Linked DNA regions of Homo sapiens: region 1 is linked to region 2. A link is an interaction called in ENCODE POLR2A ChIA-PET data of the cell type or tissue named here. Cell type or tissue: PC-9. All regions are shown on one strand. Region 1 overlaps PTGR1 (prostaglandin reductase 1). Region 2 overlaps SHOC1 (shortage in chiasmata 1).

Region 1 (4,000 bases), 160 kb after region 2:
ATAGAGAGAGAGAGAGAGAGAGAGTGGAAAAGTAAAATCAGACAATGATTAAGGAATATCCACTGGATTTTGTGCTCAGGAGGTTGTTGTGACCTTAGTGGAGTAGTAGGGGTGGAAGGCAGGTTGCAGCGGGTTAGCACATGAATGGGAAGTGAAGAAGTTTGGCTGAAAAAGGAAGACGAAGGGGCAAGGAGCTAGGGGAGGGATGGGATTATAAGATGGCAGACTTGAGCATGCTTATATTTTGAGTGAAAGGGACAGTAGAGAGGAAAATCTCAACGATTCTGGAAAGTGGAAGGCTAAGGGAAAGAGAGCGACACCTGAAGAAGAGAAGGCTAGTGTCCAGGTCACCTTGAGCCACAGGACAGAGGCCTCTTGCTTAAAAGGAAGAGATGTGGGTGAGAACAGGCGCTCCTCACCCCATGAGCCACTCCTTCCTCAAGTGGCTGGGCCAGTTGAGAGTTCTCTGGTGACCCCTATGCCGATGGCTAAGAATTAAGATGGAGAGGGGTGGTGGACTATCAGTTGTGGAATATCAACCTCAGTGCACTTTTGTCAACACTAACCACACAGCATCCTGACTCCCTTGAAAGGGAAGACATGTCACATGCCTTAATGCCTTAATGTGCTTTATCTTTCAGAGTTGTGGAAAGTAAAAATGTAGCCCTACCAAAAGGAACTATTGTACTGGCTTCTCCAGGCTGGACAACGCACTCCATTTCTGATGGGAAAGATCTGGAAAAGCTGCTGACAGAGTGGCCAGACACAATACCACTGTCTTTGGCTCTGGGGACAGTTGGCATGCCAGGGTGAGTTTCATGGATATATTCCATTTGTTTGAATGTCTGACACTCTGATTTTCCAAAATGGTTTGTTCAGAACTTGGTCAACAGGAAGATATTTGATGCATGATAGGCTCAGGGGCTGATCAGAGAAGAGGGCAGGACCAAGATGGCAGATCAACCTAAGTGTCCATCAATGGGTGAATGGATAAAGAAAACGTGGTCTATATACATAGCAGAATACTATCCAGCCTTAAAAAAGAAGAAAATCTTGTCATTTGTGACAACATTGGAGGACTTTATGTTAAGTGAAATAAGCCAGGCACAGAAAGGCAAATACCACATTATTTCACTTCAGTGTGGAATCTAACAAAGTTGAACTCATAGAATTAGAGAGTAGAATGATAGTTATCAGGGGCCGGGAGGCTGAAGGGTTGGGGAGATGTTGGTCAAAGGATACAAAATTTCAGTTAGACCCACCATGCCCGGCATGAATAAACATTTTAGTAATTAATGTTTACTAAAATTAATACCTTCTTACATTCAATTAGTGGACACTAAATAATTCCAGCACTTCTTATTCTTTCCTGCCTGCCCTGTACCCTCTATGGGTGAGAGCTCTTCCTCCTCCTTCGTTATCCTGCTCATCCTTCCCTCTGCACTGTGAGCCAGGTGTGGGGTAGGAGAGGTGAAGGTAGACATGAGGAAACTTTGGTTGTTGAGAAGGTAATTTGTAATATATTAGGAGATCCTGACTCCTGAAAGAGAAGATAATTTATTCACTTATGTATATTTCTTATTCATCTGATCCAAGCCACTAAGGAATGCATGTTAGATATTTGGATTCTTAGAAAAAAATGCTGCCTGTGCCTCTCACTGCCTTCTATTCAATGCCAGCCTCTCATGGGCCCCAAATATAGTCAGAGGCTGTGTAAGCTAAGTAATGTCAACATGTAGTTTTTTTTTTTAATGCAGAAATAACTTTACATGAATTTGTCTGAAATTCTGCAAGTGGCTTAACAATCACTATAATGGGTCTGGATTTTATTGGCTGAGATTCAGGTCTGCAAAAATATAGCTTAACATTTTCCACTACTGAACTTCATTTCTACCTCAAGCCCTCCTTTTGGCTAGTGTAATAAGAGAAAACCTCAGTTAAATTCAGTGATTTCTCACATCATTTCAAATTTAAAACTCAGGATTTCTTTTTTCTTCTCCCTGCGGTTGTTGCAAAGCTCCAAGGGATAATACAAGTTCAGTGTCAGTAGAAGGGGGACAACAACAACTTCTTGATCTTGATCTATACTGGTCTTAAGCTGGTCTCCTGCTCAAAGTTACTTCCTTTCTCTAAGTTTTGAGATCCTTTCCCCCTTTCCTTCTTCCCACCCTTCCTTCCCTTTCCTTTTTTACAACTTTGAAGGTCTTCTGAGGAATGAAATGGAAATATATATACAGTGCCAAATGGTCACCTCTAAACAAAAACAACTCCTATGTACCCCAAATTCATATTTCACTCAGAATTTGAACTCCTCAAAATTGCCACTGCCAAGGACATCATTGTGAAAGTAGAGGATGCTTAATACCTTCTTACATTCAATTAGTGGGCACTAAACAATTCCAGCACTTCTTGGTCTTTCCTGCCCGCCCTGTACCCTCTACGGATGAGAGCTCTTCCTCTCTATTCTCCTCTGTTACCTGTCATTCCCTCTGGACTGTGAGCCAGGTGTAGGGGAGAAGAGGTGAAGGGAGACACGAGGAAACTTTGGTTGTGAAGAAAGTCTTCAATCATATCACCTTCCAAACTCGCAATCCAATGAGATGCGGTGGTGTCTTCACCCAGTCCCCATCAGTACTGCCAGTGCTGCATCTTGGTAGGTCCAGTAGCTCTTTTCCTGCAAGCTAACTTTGACATCTTACTTGGGGTAATACGGGGAAGTTTCAGAAGGTCTTCCATACCACTTTGGAGCCATGGAAAGCTCCAGATGCTCCCTGTGACCCTCTCATGCCTAATATCACAGCATTGTAGCTACTCTGTGGCTATGTCGCCATGATAACATGGGGGCTTCTCCCATGAAGCTCATCATCTACATAGAACTTATATGGGAATGAGGCACAGCTCTCTCTTCTTGAATCCCCAAAGTTTGAGAAAGATATTCCATCTTTTGCCCCTGAAATTTGGCCTGTGAATGGACAGGATACAGCCCCTTTCTAGCCAACTCTCCCTTCCCTCCCTAGTTCACATCACCTTTATTCCTATCTGACAGTAGAGATGGAGGAAGTAAAGCAACAGTGGCTGGCAATATTTATTTCCATATTTTTGTCTTTTACTTGGACCCATGGCACTGGGCCACTGAGAAGGCTTTCAAGATATATATAAATGAGTTATAGAGGAAAGAAACAACTCTATTCATATATCCTTAATTTTCTTCCTTTAGCCTGACTGCCTACTTTGGCCTACTTGAAATCTGTGGTGTGAAGGGTGGAGAAACAGTGATGGTTAATGCAGCAGCTGGAGCTGTGGGCTCAGTCGTGGGGCAGATTGCAAAGCTCAAGGTAAGTGCCTTTCTCCAGTAACAAGCCTTTATTCAAAACCCATTGGGAATGCAACAGTGAACACAGCAAATCTTCCTTGGCCTCAGGGAGTTTATAGTCTAGTTGTCTTCTTTAGAAGTTGGAGATTGAGAAATTGGAGGAATGGGGAAAACTATACCAAAGATAAGCTGAACATTGTTATTTGATAACATTGCAGATAATCAAGTCAGAAATGGCCTCTGTCTAGAGTAGTGAGTTTATCGGCATTTATCATTTTCATATTTTTTACTGAACATTCTATCGCTACAGCTTAATCTTCTTTCTTCATGATTGTCCTTAGCAATAGAAGAAGGGACTTGAGATGAGCCAGCTAAGAGTCATCACCCACGTGGCCCCACTGCCAAGGCTGTTGTACTAGAAGGAAATGGGCATTCAGCCCAGAGCAGTGGGGCCATGGCTTGGGAACTAACTCCTGGGAGGTACCTAAGACAAGGAAACATTGGCTCTGATTTAAGCAGATGTCTGCTCAAGGGATCCAATCTGATGGTGGGTGTATAGAGTAGGCAACAACTCAGACACAGTATGGATTTGTTATTACATAGTGGGAAGGTGATCTGGCTCAACTGATCCTTTGCCCAAGGCTGGGATGCAGGATTCAGGACCTAGGTCCTAGGGGACAAGTTAGA
Region 2 (4,000 bases):
TTTAACTTAATTACCTCTTTAAAGACCTTGTCTCCAAATACAGTCACATTCTGAGGTACTGAGGATTAGGTCTTCAACATAAGAATTTTGTGGGGACACAATTCAGCCCATAATAAGTGGTTAGAAGCTCTGAACTAGAGCCAGATTGCCTAGCTCTATCACTTTCTAACTGCAACCTTAATTGTTCTGTGCCTCAGGTTTTTTAAATCTACAATACTGGGATAATAATAGTATCTATAAGGTTGTTAAGAGGTCTACTAAAAGATTTGTCATAGGTCTGTGGCCAGAAGTAGCCAAAGATCACAGAGCAGTGTGGACAATCGTTGATCAATAGATTTGGCTATCAGTTTATTCCCATTAAGAGTGCAAGAGTCCTTGCTCTCTTATGGATGTCCTATCTCTAACAGAGGACAGCCACTGACCTTGTTCACCTCTTGTCAATGTGGTCTCAGTAATGGGTGGACCAGACATACAGAACCAAGGCTTGATTCGTAAACTTGTTCAATACCCCATCATTATTGCACAGAATAGTCTGAAATTGTAGAATTGATACTGCAGGGCTAGGTCATTATATTCTAGTTTGAGCCAAAACTGCATAGCTTAATAGCCCAGCATCCTTGCCCTTTGATAGAGTCTGAGATAGCTTTCATTGCTGTCTTAAACCATGCAGCACACATGTAGCTTAATGTTTTCTAAGATTGATTAGTCTGCTATCCTGGAATAAAGCCATTCCATTCCTCTGCTTCTTACGCCAGTTAAAAAATTGGGAACATAACCAGTACAATTAGTCTACTGTAAACCTAGAACTTAATGTGTCCTAAAATAACATATTTTCAGGAAGATGACAGTAAAGTCTACAAGTCTCTAATGAATTATTCCAGGACTGGAAACTGTGGGAACTGTGTGTGTTAGGTTTGAATTCTTGTTATAATTAGCTGATCTGCCAGAGGAGAGTGCTATTTGGATTACTGGGACCAGCTGGAGTCAAGGCTGTATAATTCATCACTGGCTGCTTAGGCTTCTATTAATGGTCTCAGGAAAGTGTCAAAGCATAAGACTGAGGGCCCTAAATATATCTTTATCTTCTGGCTAAGAATTATTTACATTTCTAGAGTAAATTTGTGCTATACAGAGTTCTATCATGAACTAAGAATTGTCCATATCAGATATGAGCCCTAAAAAGAGCATAGGACAAGTATGGAAACTACATACACTTTGTTTAAATACTTTTAGTTCTCTTGATAAGGTACAAGATATTTATTTGCAGGACATATACTGTTTTTGTTAGTGCCCTTTTACTCTTTTATTTAGTCCATACACCCTAATCCATCTGTTATGACAGACTGGCATTTTTAGAAACAGAAACTAGCAGAAATTAGTATGATCTTTAATTTCAGTTTGATTTTAGAAGTATTTAAACCATAATAAGCTCTTTTTAATCACAAGTTATATGTCTATTGTTATAACTCAAATATCTAATAAGAATTTATGAAACAAATCTTAACTAATGACTTACGATTTGGCAAAGTTAGAAAAAAAAGGCTTTCAAATTAGCTAATGGTTTTAGAGCCATTTGAAACAACTGAAAGAAGTTTTCCCCTCACTACTACATTTACCAGCAAGAGATAAATCACTTCCATTTGTTTGGCAACTGTAAAAGCTTAAAAATCCATATTTTAAAAATGAGTTTACAGTAGTCCCCCTTTATGCCGGGAGAATAAATTCCAAGACCTTAAATGGATGCCTGAAACTGCGAATGTTATTGAACCCTATATATACTGTTTTTTCTCATATATTCATACCTATGATAAAGTTTAATTTATAAATTAGCCATAGTAAGACATTAACAGCAATAACTATAGTAAAATAGTAAAATAGAACGACCATAACAAATACCATCCTCATTACTCTTGTGCTTTGGAGTCATTATTAAATACAGAAGGGGTTACTTGAACACAAGCACTGTGATTCTGCAACAGCTGATCTGATAACTGAGAATGCTACTAAGTGACTAATGGGCAGGTAGTGAGTACATATAGTGTGGATATGCTGGGCAAAGGGATGATTCACATCCTGGGCGAGATGGTGTAGGATGGCATGAAATTTCATCACACTGCTCGCAACAGTGCAATTTAAAACTTATGAATTGTTTATGGAATATTCTGTTTAATAGTTTGGACTGCAGTTGAACACAGATAAATGAAACCGAGTATAGTGAACTCATGGATAAGGGGGAACTACTGTATATCTCAACTGTAAAACTAAAAACAAGGAGAAAAGGTGTTAAAATTTTTTTGAAAAAAAGAAGGAAAAATAACAAAGAATGTTATTGTAGCTTTAACTTATTTTTATGGTCCCAATTATTTTTATTTCAGAGCACAACATTTTGGCTGAAAATAATACCCAGTTAACAATATTTTTAGTGCCTACCACATATAAGATTCTATGCTAGATTTTATGGGCTAAAAAAGAAAAGTCTGTATGGCATAAGATTTTATTAAGCTACTAACTGACTGCTGACTTGTGAATATATTTTTATGAACAATGTATCAGATTCAGACATGCCTTCAGAAAGCTCCGTTAAGAGTGAAAATGTGTGTCTATATTGGACATGGCCTGCTAAATATAACACGTTCCTTTCACTTTAAAATAGTTGCTTACAATCTGAGGTGTTGTCAAAGAAACCTTGGTAAGATTCAGGAATTGTCTAGATTCTCAAATTTTCTATCACATGACCAGATTTTTGGATTATGTGGGTAAACTGGATGCCTTAGACATAAAACCTAGCTTTCCACTGCCCTAGACTGTCAATTTAACTGGCAATACTTATAATTAGCATGCTCATATATGTTCCATATGAACAGAGAAACAGAATACAATCAGTTCTCACTCAGGGTAGCAGGGAGCTTGGGACACAGATTAAGGGGTTTATGAATTAATAGTCTTTCCCCTACGAAGGCTAGTAGCATCATAGCTACAGATGAGCTGTAATTTACACTGATTGACATGCTTATTTTCTCCCTTCTCCCCCCGAGTACCCCTAAACACACATACACAGACACACATCACTCACTCACAAACCCACCAAGATTGAAGGTCTTGAACTAAACTTTAGGACTCTGCCATCTCCAGAGAAGGACTTTTTCACAGTTCTGATCCTCAGCCAGTAGAGGATCCAGAATTTCTATATGGAATGGACTTGGGGACAGCAATTTTATAAAAATTTTTGTTGAGGTTGCTATGTGCATGGTAAGCATGGTAATTTTACTTAGATTGTATTTTTATTTTTGGTGGCGTATAAGGTTGACGCTAGCATAGTTTATGGAGGGAAGTGCTAAAACTCTCCCAAGTCAGCCCTCTCTGGCTCCAGGTTCCATTGAGGGAGGTAGAGGTGGGAGTAATTTACAGTCAAGTAGGAACAATTGAGTTTACAAATTACCAAACTTTCCCAAGGATGGAGGAAGTGAGTACTGTGTTTGATATTTGGTCTGTAGAACTCGACTGCAGTTTACACATTTATAAAGTCAATTTTTCACTTGATTTTGAGTGTAAAAGTACTTTAAAAATACTTTTTAAAAATAAAATTTTGGGCCAGGCGCGGTGGCTCACACCTGTAATCCCAGCACTTTGGGAGGCCAAGGTGGGCGGATTACTTGAGGTCAGGAGCTGGAGACCAGCCTGGCCCACATGGTGAAACCCCGCCTCTACTAAAAATACAAAAATTAGTCAGGCATGGTGGCAGACGCCTGTAATCCCAGCTGCTCGGGAGCCTGAGACAGGAAAATCGCTTGAATCTGGGGCGGAGGTTGCAGTGAGCCAAGATAGTGCCACTGTACCCCAGCCTGGGCGACAGAGCGAGACTCTGCCTCAAAAAAATAAAATAAAATAAAATTTTATTATACAAAAGACTCAATATTATTAATGTATTAAACTTTAACTCTTTTTTTCAGTAATTTGCTTACTGCTGAAGAATCAGCTAATGAATACTACATGATGTGGC

Evidence for each region. Peaks named below come from ENCODE experiments on the same cell type or tissue, not always from the same donor. Only the 100,000 strongest peaks of a DNase experiment are listed, where the experiment ranks them.
Region 1: POLR2A ChIA-PET joins it to region 2 with 8 read pairs; 3 of 35 experiments call an interaction of 5 or more read pairs at or near these places.

Annotation. Positions count from the first base shown.
Region 1 is chr9:111,582,807-111,586,806 of GRCh38, reverse strand. It overlaps PTGR1 (prostaglandin reductase 1), which reads left to right. Exons shown (of 10, transcript NM_001146108.2): 5 at 642-809; 6 at 3,218-3,335. Among named protein-coding and RNA genes, the nearest start is that of PTGR1, 15 kb to the left of the region's middle. In PC-9, no CTCF peak of the experiment used is centred here; no DNase peak of the experiment used is centred here; H3K27ac peaks cover 406 bases.
Region 2 is chr9:111,741,521-111,745,520 of GRCh38, reverse strand. It overlaps SHOC1 (shortage in chiasmata 1), which reads left to right. Exons shown (of 28, transcript NM_001378211.1): 11 at 3,951-4,000. Among named protein-coding and RNA genes, the nearest start is that of SHOC1, 51 kb to the left of the region's middle. In PC-9, no CTCF peak of the experiment used is centred here; a DNase peak (open chromatin) is centred at 2,030; H3K4me3 peaks cover 413 bases; H3K27ac peaks cover 2,729 bases.